Regions from separate parts of the Homo sapiens genome. Here region 1 is linked to region 2. The links are chromatin loops, found by intact Hi-C in ENCODE. Cell type or tissue: pancreas. All regions are shown on one strand. Links, peaks and the distances in the headings refer to the core of each region. The heading gives the core; the rest is flanking DNA. Region 1 has its middle 59 kb from the start of MC2R. Region 2 holds the start of MC2R (melanocortin 2 receptor).

What was found. A loop is a pair of places that touch in the nucleus more often than their neighbours do. Peaks named below come from ENCODE experiments on the same cell type or tissue, not always from the same donor. Only the 100,000 strongest peaks of a DNase experiment are listed, where the experiment ranks them.
Region 1: it touches region 2 in a loop (6-fold over the local background); 3 of 110 quality-filtered maps call a loop at or near these places.

What each region holds. Positions count from the first base shown.
Region 1 is chr18:13,972,115-13,977,492 of GRCh38, forward strand. No RefSeq gene overlaps it. Among named protein-coding and RNA genes, the nearest start is that of MC2R, 59 kb to the left of the region's middle. In pancreas, for the core only: no CTCF peak of the experiment used is centred there; no DNase peak of the experiment used is centred there.
Region 2 is chr18:13,912,889-13,918,266 of GRCh38, forward strand. It overlaps MC2R (melanocortin 2 receptor), which reads right to left and starts at 2,648. Exons shown (of 2, transcript NM_000529.2): 1 at 2,600-2,648. In pancreas, for the core only: no CTCF peak of the experiment used is centred there; no DNase peak of the experiment used is centred there.

The sequences.
Region 1 (5,378 bases), core at 184-5,183, 59 kb after region 2:
GCTTCTGGACATCAAAGGTGGGTTTTCTTTTTCCTCATCTTTAATATTAGCATATCAAGGACCTACAAAGGGGAGAGTCGAGTCATTTTGTGGACTTCCCAAAAACAAACACTTCTAAGAGAGGACAGAGCTCACATTTGTAGATTCCTGCTCCCCTTCTCTCCTGATAACATTCCCATGAATTATCATGGGCTATAAATCACCTCCTTCCATGATGCTGGTGTGTACTGTTCAGTCCTGAGGCTTTTCAAGGTTCCCAAGTCGACAGTGTCTTCACCAAGTCCTACAGGCTCCCTCATGGCAGATACAGCCCAAAAGGAATGTCTACTGTCATAACGAATATAGGACCAGATGCCATCAGGAGAGGTTCATAAAACCTGGAGAGTAAGGTGAAGACATGAAGACATTAAAGAAATAATAGCTGTCTTCAGATTTTTGAAAAATGATCTTCTGGACTGCATGATGGGTGGCATTGGAGGCACTAAAGGGGGACCTGTAGGAAGTTTCTACGGTGACCAGACTGTTCCTTGGCACAGTGCAGCCTTCATCATCTCTCACAGTGACCGACAAAAGCAACTCTGGATTCTGATAATTCTTTACAACTGGGCAGCTAAGAAGTCAGGGACTCTGTTGCAAATGATTCATATCTCATTCTCTTTTAAGTAGTGAGATCTTGGTCATATACATCATGTAAACTTTGTCTTCAGCATTTTAATCTGTAAAATGTAGATAAATAATTCTAACAGATCCCATGGACTTATTGGAAAAATAAAATTGTGCAAGCAATTAGGTAATGCTACTAGCACTTGCTCACTTGTATTTGGGTTGAGGATTTAGAAGAAAAATAGATTCTGTGGTAGGTTTCATTGTGCCCCCTTCTCCTAAAGTTCTCCAAATCCCTGGAAGCTATGAATTGAAAAAAGGGTCTTTGCAGATGTAACTAAGTTAAAGATCTCAAGATGAGATCATCCTGTTACCTGCGTGGGTCCTAAATCTTACAAGAGCCATCCAGAGGGAGATGAGGCAGACAGAAGGGAGGACACAGGAGACAGAGATGTGTGAAGACAGGAGAAAGAGGTGGAGTGGTTCATCCTCAAGCCTGGGAACTCACGGATTGTTGGCAGCCACTGGGAGGCAGGAGAGCGACCTGGATTCTCTCTAGAGCCCTCAGAAGGAGCCAGCCTTGCTGACATCTTGACAGGACTGTATGGCTTGGGGACTCGGGGATATGAGAAACTTGGGAACAAAGGCTCCAGATGGCCAGACCATGTGACATCTCCACTTCCATAGTAAACACATTTTGTTGATGATATTTCTTAGTCTTCATGGTTGCTAAATTATTTCACTTGCTGTCTCAGAACTTGCAGCATTTTGTTAGAAAATGGTGCTGACAGCCACTGTGAGAATGCCTGGAGGGTTTGTAGCTCAAAACTGGGCAATGTGACTTTAGTCTTGAAAATACCTTTTTAATTAAAAAGAAAATGTCAGTGAGGGATTTGATAACAATGTTTCATATGAAGACTAGTAATGAAATTTTGCCTTATCTAAACTGGAGTTCAGTTAAATATTTATACAAACCAGAGGGTATGAAGAAGGAAGTTGGAGAATTAAATATAATATTTTATGAGCTAAAGTTAGCAGCACAGAGATGCTGTGACAAAATATAAATAACAGAATTTCAAATACTCGTAAAGCCAGGAAGGAGAACGTTAGTTAACATCCCAGGCAAATCACCAAAATCCTCCTAGAATTCTGTTCCTGTTTCAACATTTCCTTACTGTTAAAAAATAAAACCTTTTAAAAAATATTTTATGCTGTAAATTAAAATCATATTTTTCTTGCTTTTTTAGGACTGTGTCTAGTGAAAATACTTTAATGGGGATGAATAAACAGAGGAATATATAATTATGCATGTGCATTGAGTAAAGTATATTTTCATCCATAAAATACAAGTTGAGCTTAGATTGTTGTATTAGTTTTCTCTCACTGCATAACAAATTACTCCAAAAGTTGGCTGCTTACAATTGACAACATTTCTGAGGGTTGGGAATGGAGGAGCTGCTCAGCTGAGGGGTTCTGGCTCAGGGTCCCTTAAAGGTCATGGTCAGCTCTCAGTGGGGACCGTGGTCAGCTGAAGGCTCAGCTGGGGCTGAAGCATCTACCTCCAGGCTCTTCACATACCTCCTCCTCTCACAAACCTCTCCACAGGCTGCTCCTAAAGGGGCAGTATGCTTTGCCCAGAGCAAGAGACATGAGAGGGGAAGAAGAGGGAAAGAGACAGAGAGAGAGAGAGAAAGAGAGTCAACAGGGAGCAACTAAGACGGAAGCCACAGGACTTCATAACCTAATCTCCAAGTGACATTCCCTGGACCCTGACCAGCCTTGCAACACTATGGGAGCAGCTGACCCAGGGTGTGGTGTGGAAGCCAGGAGGGGGCCCTATGGGCCATCTTGGAGGCCACCATCATTGTTAAGTGTCTTCTAATTTGAAATAATCTCTTCCATTTTTAGATGGTATACTGTCTCTGGATAAATATTTCATCTAGTTTGTGATATTCACATTCACTCTGTACATTAATTTCCCTGGTTTCTCTGGATCTTGCATCCCACCTGGTCTGCATATTTTACCCATTTTCTTCCTCACTTTCCCCCGCCCCCACCATTATTTCTTATAACATTAAAATGTGGTGGAGGAAACCTGCCAGGGGTTGAGTTGTGTCTCTCCCTCTGAAGTTCATATGTCGAAGTCCTAACCCTGGGTACCTCAGAATATGTTTGTATTTGGAGATAGGGCCTTTAAAGAGAGGTCATATGGATGTGCCCTGATCCAATATGACTCATGTCCTTATAAGAAGAAGAGATTAGGAGACAAAAAACAGAGGCCAGGGGATGGACACATGAGGAGACAGCAAGAGGATGGTCATCTGCAAACCAAGGAGAGAGGCCTCAGGAGGAACCAACACTGTGATCAACTTGGTCTTGGGCTTCCAGACTCCAGAACTGTGAGAACTAATTCTATTGTTTAAGCTGCCCAGTCTGTAGGATTTTGCTGTGGCATCCCTAGAAGACTAATACAAAACCTTATCAAAGTTTACATTAGCAAATATGATTGACATAAAGCAGCAATGACTCAATGATGGCTGGTCAGGTTGGCTAATCCCCAGCCACTTCTCCACGTCACAAAATATTTGACCTTATATGAAGTATCAGGTGACTTAGGTGAAAGAAGCCATCGGATTCTTCCCATTGGAGATCCCTTTCCTCTGCTGCACAACTTCTTGATATTTTCTCTGAAATTCTCTGTTATTTTCTTACCACCTCTTTGATGGATTTTTGCACTTATGGCACTTCAATATTGTAACAGAAAATCTTGGCAGGATCACAAGTGGCTTTATTATGCAAGAACCAACATTTTAGAGGTTTCAGAACATCAAGATATTTAGGGGAGCAGCCAATGTATAGTTTTATGCCCATTTATTCTCTGCCTAAAACAACAAGTAACACCATTCCCACGGCATCACAATTGTTCTGGCCCTATGTATGTTGACATTTCCTCCTCCTCCTCCTCCTCCTTCTGGTCTTCTTTGTCATCATCCTCCGGCTCCTTCTTCTTTTAGATTTCTGCTAGGAAATCAACCTCCCCTCCCACTTTGGAGAAGTGGATACAGAAATTTTTACCTGAAACAGGGTCTCTGTTAACAAGTTTTCTTTCTTTTTTTTATTTTTTTTATTTTTTATTTTTAATGTTTTTTTTTTTATTATACTCTAAGTTTTAGGGTACATGTGCACATTGTGCAGGTTAGTTACATATGTATACATGTGCCATGCTGGTGCGCTGCACCCACTAACGTGTCATCTAGCATTAGGTATATCTCCCAATGCTATCCCTCCCCCCTCCCCCGACCCCACCACAGTCCCCAGAGTGTGATATTCCCCTTCCTGTGTCCATGTGATCTCATTGTTCAATTCCCACCTATGAGTGAGAATATGCGGTGTTTGGTTTTTTGTTCTTGTGATAGTTTACTGAGAATGATGGTTTCCAATTTCATCCATGTCCCTACAAAGGACATGAACTCATCATTTTTTATGGCTGCATAGTATTCCATGGTGTATATGTGCCACATTTTCTTAATCCAGTCTATCATTGTTGGACATTTGGGTTGGTTCCAAGTCTTTGCTATTGTGAATAGTGCCGCAATAAACATACGTGTGCATGTGTCTTTATAGCAGCATGATTTATAGTCCTTTGGGTATATACCCAGTAATGGGATGGCTGGGTCAAATGGTATTTCTAGTTCTAGATCCCTGAGGAATCGCCACACTGACTTCCACAATGGTTGAACTAGTTTACAGTCCCACCAACAGTGTAAAAGTGTTCCTATTTCTCCACATCCTCTCCAGCACCTGTTGTTTCCTGACTTTTTAATGATTGCCATTCTAACTGGTGTGAGATGATATCTCATAGTGGTTTTGATTTGCATTTCTCTGATGGCCAGTGATGATGAGCATTTCTTCATGTGTTTTTTGGCTGCATAAATGTCTTCTTTTGAGAAGTGTCTCTTCATGTCCTTCGCCCACTTTTTGATGGGGTTGTTTGTTTTTTTCTTGTAAATTTGTTTGTGTTCATTGTAGATTCTGGATATTAGCCCTTTGTCAGATGAGTAGGTTGCGAAAATTTTCTCCCATGTTGTAGGTTGCCTGTTCACTCTGATGGTAGTTTCTTTTGCTGTGCAGAAGCTCTTTAGTTTAATTAGATCCCATTTGTCAATTTTGGCTTTTGTTGCCATTGCTTTTGGTGTTTTGGACATGAAGTCCTTGCCCACGCCTATGTCCTGAATGGTAATGCCTAGGTTTTCTTCTAGGGTTTTTATGGTTTTAGGTCTAACGTTTAAATCTTTAATCCATCTTGAATTGATTTTTGTATAAGGTGTAAGGAAGGGATCCAGTTTCAGCTTTCTACATATGGCTAGCCAGTTTTCCCAGCACCATTTATTATATAGGGAATCCTTTCCCCATTGCTTGTTTTTGTCAGGTTTGTCAAAGATCAGATAGTTGTAGATATGCGGCATTATTTCTGAGGGCTCTGTTCTGTTCCATTGATCTATATCTCTGTTTTGGTACCAGTACCATGCTGTTTTGGTTACTGTAGCCTTGTAGTATAGTTTGAAGTCAGGTAGTGTGATGCCTCCAGCTTTGTTCTTTTGGCTTAGGATTGACTTGGCGATGCGGGCTCTTTTTTGGTTCCATATGAACTTTAAAGTAGTTTTTTCCAATTCTGTGAAGAAAGTCATTGGTAGCTTGATGGGGATGGCATTGAATCTGTAAATTACCTTGGGCAGTATGGCCATTTTCACGATATTGATTCTTCCTACCCATGA
Region 2 (5,378 bases), core at 206-5,205:
AGAGGCCTTCAAGGGAGCCTTATTTTGGGGGTGGCTTTATTCTTTTTCCCCATGCCGGGCACAGGCAGAAGCATCTCTCGGTGTGATCATCTTGCAGGCCGCTGGGCAGGTTTACAGCTTTTCCGACACTTCACAGAGAACTGCTGCTTACAGTATAATTTCTTTTTTAATATACACAAGACTGGAAATTAGGCATGAATGACAATGTGATCACATCTTAGGACGAGCGAAGGAAAGTCCCGAGAATGGAAGCTTTTGCAGGAGCTCACAGCTAGGGAGGCATGAAGCCCAGGCTGGAGTGTTCTGGTTGGAAATCAGTGTGATGCTCAGCTCCCTGCACAGCCTCACCTGGACCACCACCTTCCACCCGCTCACATCTCCCGTCCTCTGAGCTTCACTGCTCATGGCAGGCTTCCTCCACGGTGCCTTCCTGCCAGTGTGACCCACTCGGACCTTTCCCTGCCACGGCTGTGCTGCTCACACAAACGCTTGCTGCCCCCAGGTTTTGATGCTGGGACACCTACTAGGTTGATTAGTCTCTGTAGTTTGCACATGTTGTTCTCCCACCAAGTCAGGCTCTGTGCGTTACCCATGCTGCTAGCACAGCGCTTGGCACACGCATATTTTGAGTTGAGAACTTACTTTAAAACCATCTTCCAAATTTTGTACCCTGGCGGCTCATAGTCAGAGAACAGAGAAGTTAAGACTTTAGGACTCCACCACACTTTAAGGCCCACTGGGTGGGTCTGCACCAGCGCTTGCCTGTCTGTTCACACGTTCTCTCTCCCTGGGCCTGGACACGTCCTTCCTCACTTCTCACACTCAGCACTGTGTCCTTGCCCAAGTACAGACTCTCTTCCACTGCCCCCGCATCCCAAGGGAGCCCAGGATTGCTGCCCGTCTATGCACCTGTAGCTGTTTGTTCTTATTTCTACAACGGCATTATTCACATGAAAACCCTGCAGATGGATCTGAGTTCCTTAGGATAAGACCTGCCCTGACCATGTCTGAGGCTGAGCCCTGCAGACAACCTGGCCCACAGCAATTATATTTGCCTAATGAAGGCAAGGAATGTGGCTTACACAGACAAGAAAGCTCTCATTAAAATGTATTAGACACTAAGGATTCCATAGGAAACATACCTGGGATCATTAACAAGGTAAAGAATAGGATTTTTTTTTTTTTTTAAGATGTCTTAAGTTGCTCTGAGGCAGTGAGAGGGCAATTTGCTGCTGAGCAAAAACCTCCTCTGCCAGAGATTCAGGATCCACTGAGAAGTCAGGATGGCTTTGGAGCTTATCTACCCCATTACCCTGGTTCATGCCCTCCTCCACCCCTGCCGCGGCCTAAGCGGTGTCCCAAAGGCAGGGTGAGGGCTCCCGTCTCCCTGCTCCCACAGCTCTTTGTGGGTGTGTGTCCTGTCTGGGAGCTAGTGTGAAGTGTTGTCTCAGTGTGCGCTGTCCTCAGCGCCGGGGCTCCAGGAGGCTCCACTCTGACTTAGGCTTGCAACAAGGCCCAGCACATAAGGGTTCGGTACAGCTTGATCTAGGCATGAATGTGTGAGCAGAGCCTGTGACCACCGCTTCACTCCCACTCCGGGGATGGGGTGGGGAGGGCATGTGAGGAGCACTCCTCCTTCTGATCTGCTCAAGGCTGTACTCTCTGGACCCCTTTGTACCCCTTTCCCATTCCTATCCCTTTTGGACTTTTTGCATGCATGTATGTATGTATGTTTACAAGTGTGCACGTGTATGTGTGTATATGTGTGTGTATGAGTGTGTGTGTGTAAGTGAAGAATGGGGACAGTTATCTGAAGGCAGCTTAGACAAACTGAAATATGAAGAAGAGCTGTTTAATCGAATGCCTGGGCCTCTTTTCTAGGTAACATGTGCCCCCCGACAGAGCCAGCCAAAGGAAGGTGTGAGCCCCTCATGATGGCAGTGACTGCATGCTTTCTGGGTGCAAACACTTTGCAGGAGTATGTGATAATCAGTATGCTTTTAGTTATTGTTTATCCTGCACCCCGTGTTGCTGCCTAGGAAGGTGGAGGCTGACTGAGCTAGTGGTTGAGAAAGGCACAGAAAGTGTGCGTGCATCTCCCAGAACTGTAACGTCACACGTGTGGATGGTGGAGTTGCTTAGACACCAATGCCTGAGGTTCAGGAAGCTGCCGCATGCCCACGTCTTTGTGGCGCTAAAACCCCCGCACTCTTACACCTAGACAAGCTGATCAGGTGAAGGGGCTAACTCCAGAAGTGATAATAGAAGCATGATTTGTTTCACCCCTAATTCTATTAGGAAAAAACTGGCTGTAGTCCTTGAATAGAGCTCAATGACAATTTGAAGAGTACTAGAGAAGCCAATAAATTCATTAATAGGGAAGATTGTTTTAGCTAGACAAAAAGGTAATAGCCTTCATTGTAGTAGTTTAATTAGAAAAATAATAAACTCCCTTAGGAAGGATGAAAGCCCATAATTAAAAAGATGAGCTATTTGGAGGAATTCTGAATAGTACCTCTTCTCAGATTTGTTCCTAGCTGCTCTATTCATGGTCCAAAAGCACTTAGCAAGCTGAGGAATTAGTGGAAAATGTACTTACCTTCAGCTCTGAAGCAGGAACTTTCTGGGCAAAATGAATGAGAAGGAATGAGCTCGGAGAGAAAAGCAAGCAAGTGGACCTTGGGCCGGGAAGGGCCGGAACACATGCATCACCGGAGATACAGCTAGATTGTTATCATTACCTTGAATAAATGTCATCCCACATGAACTGTGCATTTCTGGTAATGTGAAGTTAGAGAAATGGAAAGACACAGGCAGATGAAGACATAATTTCCATGAGCTCAGCTAGTCAAGGTTACTTCCAATGTTTATGACAATGTTTCTAGCAGATTATGGAATTGTCATCTTGCTCTTTTTAAATGCCACTTTAGAGTTGCATTTATTTCCAAAAAGAACTAAGGAATTAAATAAATCAGGTTTTTGAGAAAATGGTTTTGGAAGAATTTGTTTTAAAACTTCTAGCAAACTTCTTGATATATCTTGCAAATATTTGGCTCATTAGTTTCATTAAGAAGAAGGGAATAGCCCCATTATCCCTATTTCACAAGACTAAACAATGAGAGTGAGGGAACTGTGTGCTCAAGTGCACATATGACGCATGGGTCCAGACAAGAAAAAAACCCTGTGTTCTGCCAATGCTTCTCCGTCCAAAAACTTCACAGAAACCGCCATAGATAAGAGCCATCATTCAAAGCAAAATTCTTCCATTTTAGGGTGCAATGCTGTGTGTTTTCTGCCTGCCGGGGCCTGCAGGGAAGGGCTACTGTTGGTGTCAGTCACAGCAACAGGAATGTTGAAGTGTGGAATTGGGCCAAGTTTCCAGATGGTCCTGGGTTTTTGGGGCTGGGGCCAAACCAGTGGCTGTTTCTGAAATGTGAGCTTCCGCCCCAAGCTAAAAAGTGTTCACACGTGGGTGGTCTGGAAAAGACCAAAGAGAGAGACCTGAGTTGAATTTGCCAGGCGGGTAAACACAATTTTATAAAGTGGCTTTTCCTGGCCTGTCACTGAGGCAAAGCGTGTTGTCCCCAGGAACTCATGGACCCAGGATCATCCCAGACTTCGACTGTTTCTGAGTAGGTGTGTGCCTCCGCAACATGCCCTGCAGCTGAAACCCGGCGTTCCACAGGCCTCTTTCCCTCTTCAGTCATGTAGTTGAGATAACAGAGAAAAGCAAGGCATTGCCTCCAGAAAGCTACTGTATTATCTGGAAAAGTAGAGACAACTCGTCCTTAGCCCTTGTACTTGCAGAAGCAGAGGCCCTTTGTCAGAGATCTGTGGATCTGATTAGCTGATTGGGAAAACCGGTGGCCAGCCCTGGGGAGTGGGACATCAGGCAGGCTGCAGACAATGGGAACACTGTCTGGAGGAGGCGAGCCTCGGCCAGTCCCCTGGGTGGGACCTGGGCCACTCTGATTGGGAGGGACAGGGAGAGACTTCCAGCAGGGGGAAGGTTGCCTAGGGGTTTGGCTAAGCCCTGCAAAGAGAGTAGCTATTGCTATTTTAGTTCTTCCATTTTGGGGGCTCATCTCTCTCCAATTTTTAGAGAAAAGGGGGCAAAAATCTCTTGGAAGGAGCAGAGTAGAAATGACAGAGTTTAGAACCAGAAGACACGCGGTCAGAGTTCTGAGTGCCAGGCCTCTAGGACTCCATTGCCTGGTGTAAAGCGGGCTGTTGTGAGAATTCAGACTAGGTTTGTAACAGTGCTCAGGGAAATCTAAAACCATATGCCAATACCTATGGTTTTTGTTATAACCCTGTCCAAACACTCTTGAAATAGTGGTATTTTAAAAGAAATATCTTTGCTGTAGGGAAACCCATTCAGCTGGTGATCATTGGAAAGCAAACTTGTAAGTGGAGATGCTGGTAGATGAACTCTGATGACCATGTTACAACTGCGCCACCATTCCGTCACCAGCCCAGTCTCTCTCTCATCCCAAGAGATACGATGGAAAAGGGGAATTTTAGGGAGCATTCAAAGGGCTTCTGTATGCACCCTTTCTTCTCTTCTCACACAATCGTATACAACTCGGTCACTTTCACAAATACAACTTCCTCCCCAGTGCTTGTCCCTCTCATGGAAAAGCTAAAGAGGCAGAGAGAGAGAAAGAGTGAGAGGGTGGGGGAGGCTTGGGAGGCAGAGCAAGGGGAAAGGAGATGCAATGGGGAAACAGAAGGGGACAGGAAGAAGAGACAGGGCCGGGGATCTGTCTTTTGTGTTTGCAGGACTGCCCCATTCTGACATAGAAAATGCTGGGGTTGGAAGGTAACTCACAAATGTCTTTGCTGAAATCTGCAGTGGAAGCAATGGTAAGAATCCACAGTGGGTTTCCTATGTGCCAGCCATGATGAATGTTCTCAGTGCTGTACATATCTCGACATTTAATCTTCTCAGCACATGTGTGAAGTCACCTTACAGACCCCATTTATAGATGGGGATCTGAGAAGTTCAGTGGCTCTACAGAGGCCATGATAGCACTTAAGACTTTCCTGTAAGAACGATGAGGAGTCAGGACTAGGATGACATGACCTGATTCAGGCTTTAAAGGATCCTCTCCACGGGTTGTAGGGGCCAGAGGGGAGACGGGACAGTGGTAGAGGTGGGTGCCTGGTGGGAGCTGCTTGAGGAGGAAATGGGAAGTGAGGAGAGGAGACAGCAAGCATGGACAAGCTCTTATGAAACATTTACATTTAAATTTTAAATAAATATTGTATATATTTAAGGTGTATATGATGTTTTGTGTGTATACTCACAGTGGACTGCTGACTGCAGCCAATCTACTGAACATACCCATCGGCCTGCAGTTGCCTTTCTGTGTGTG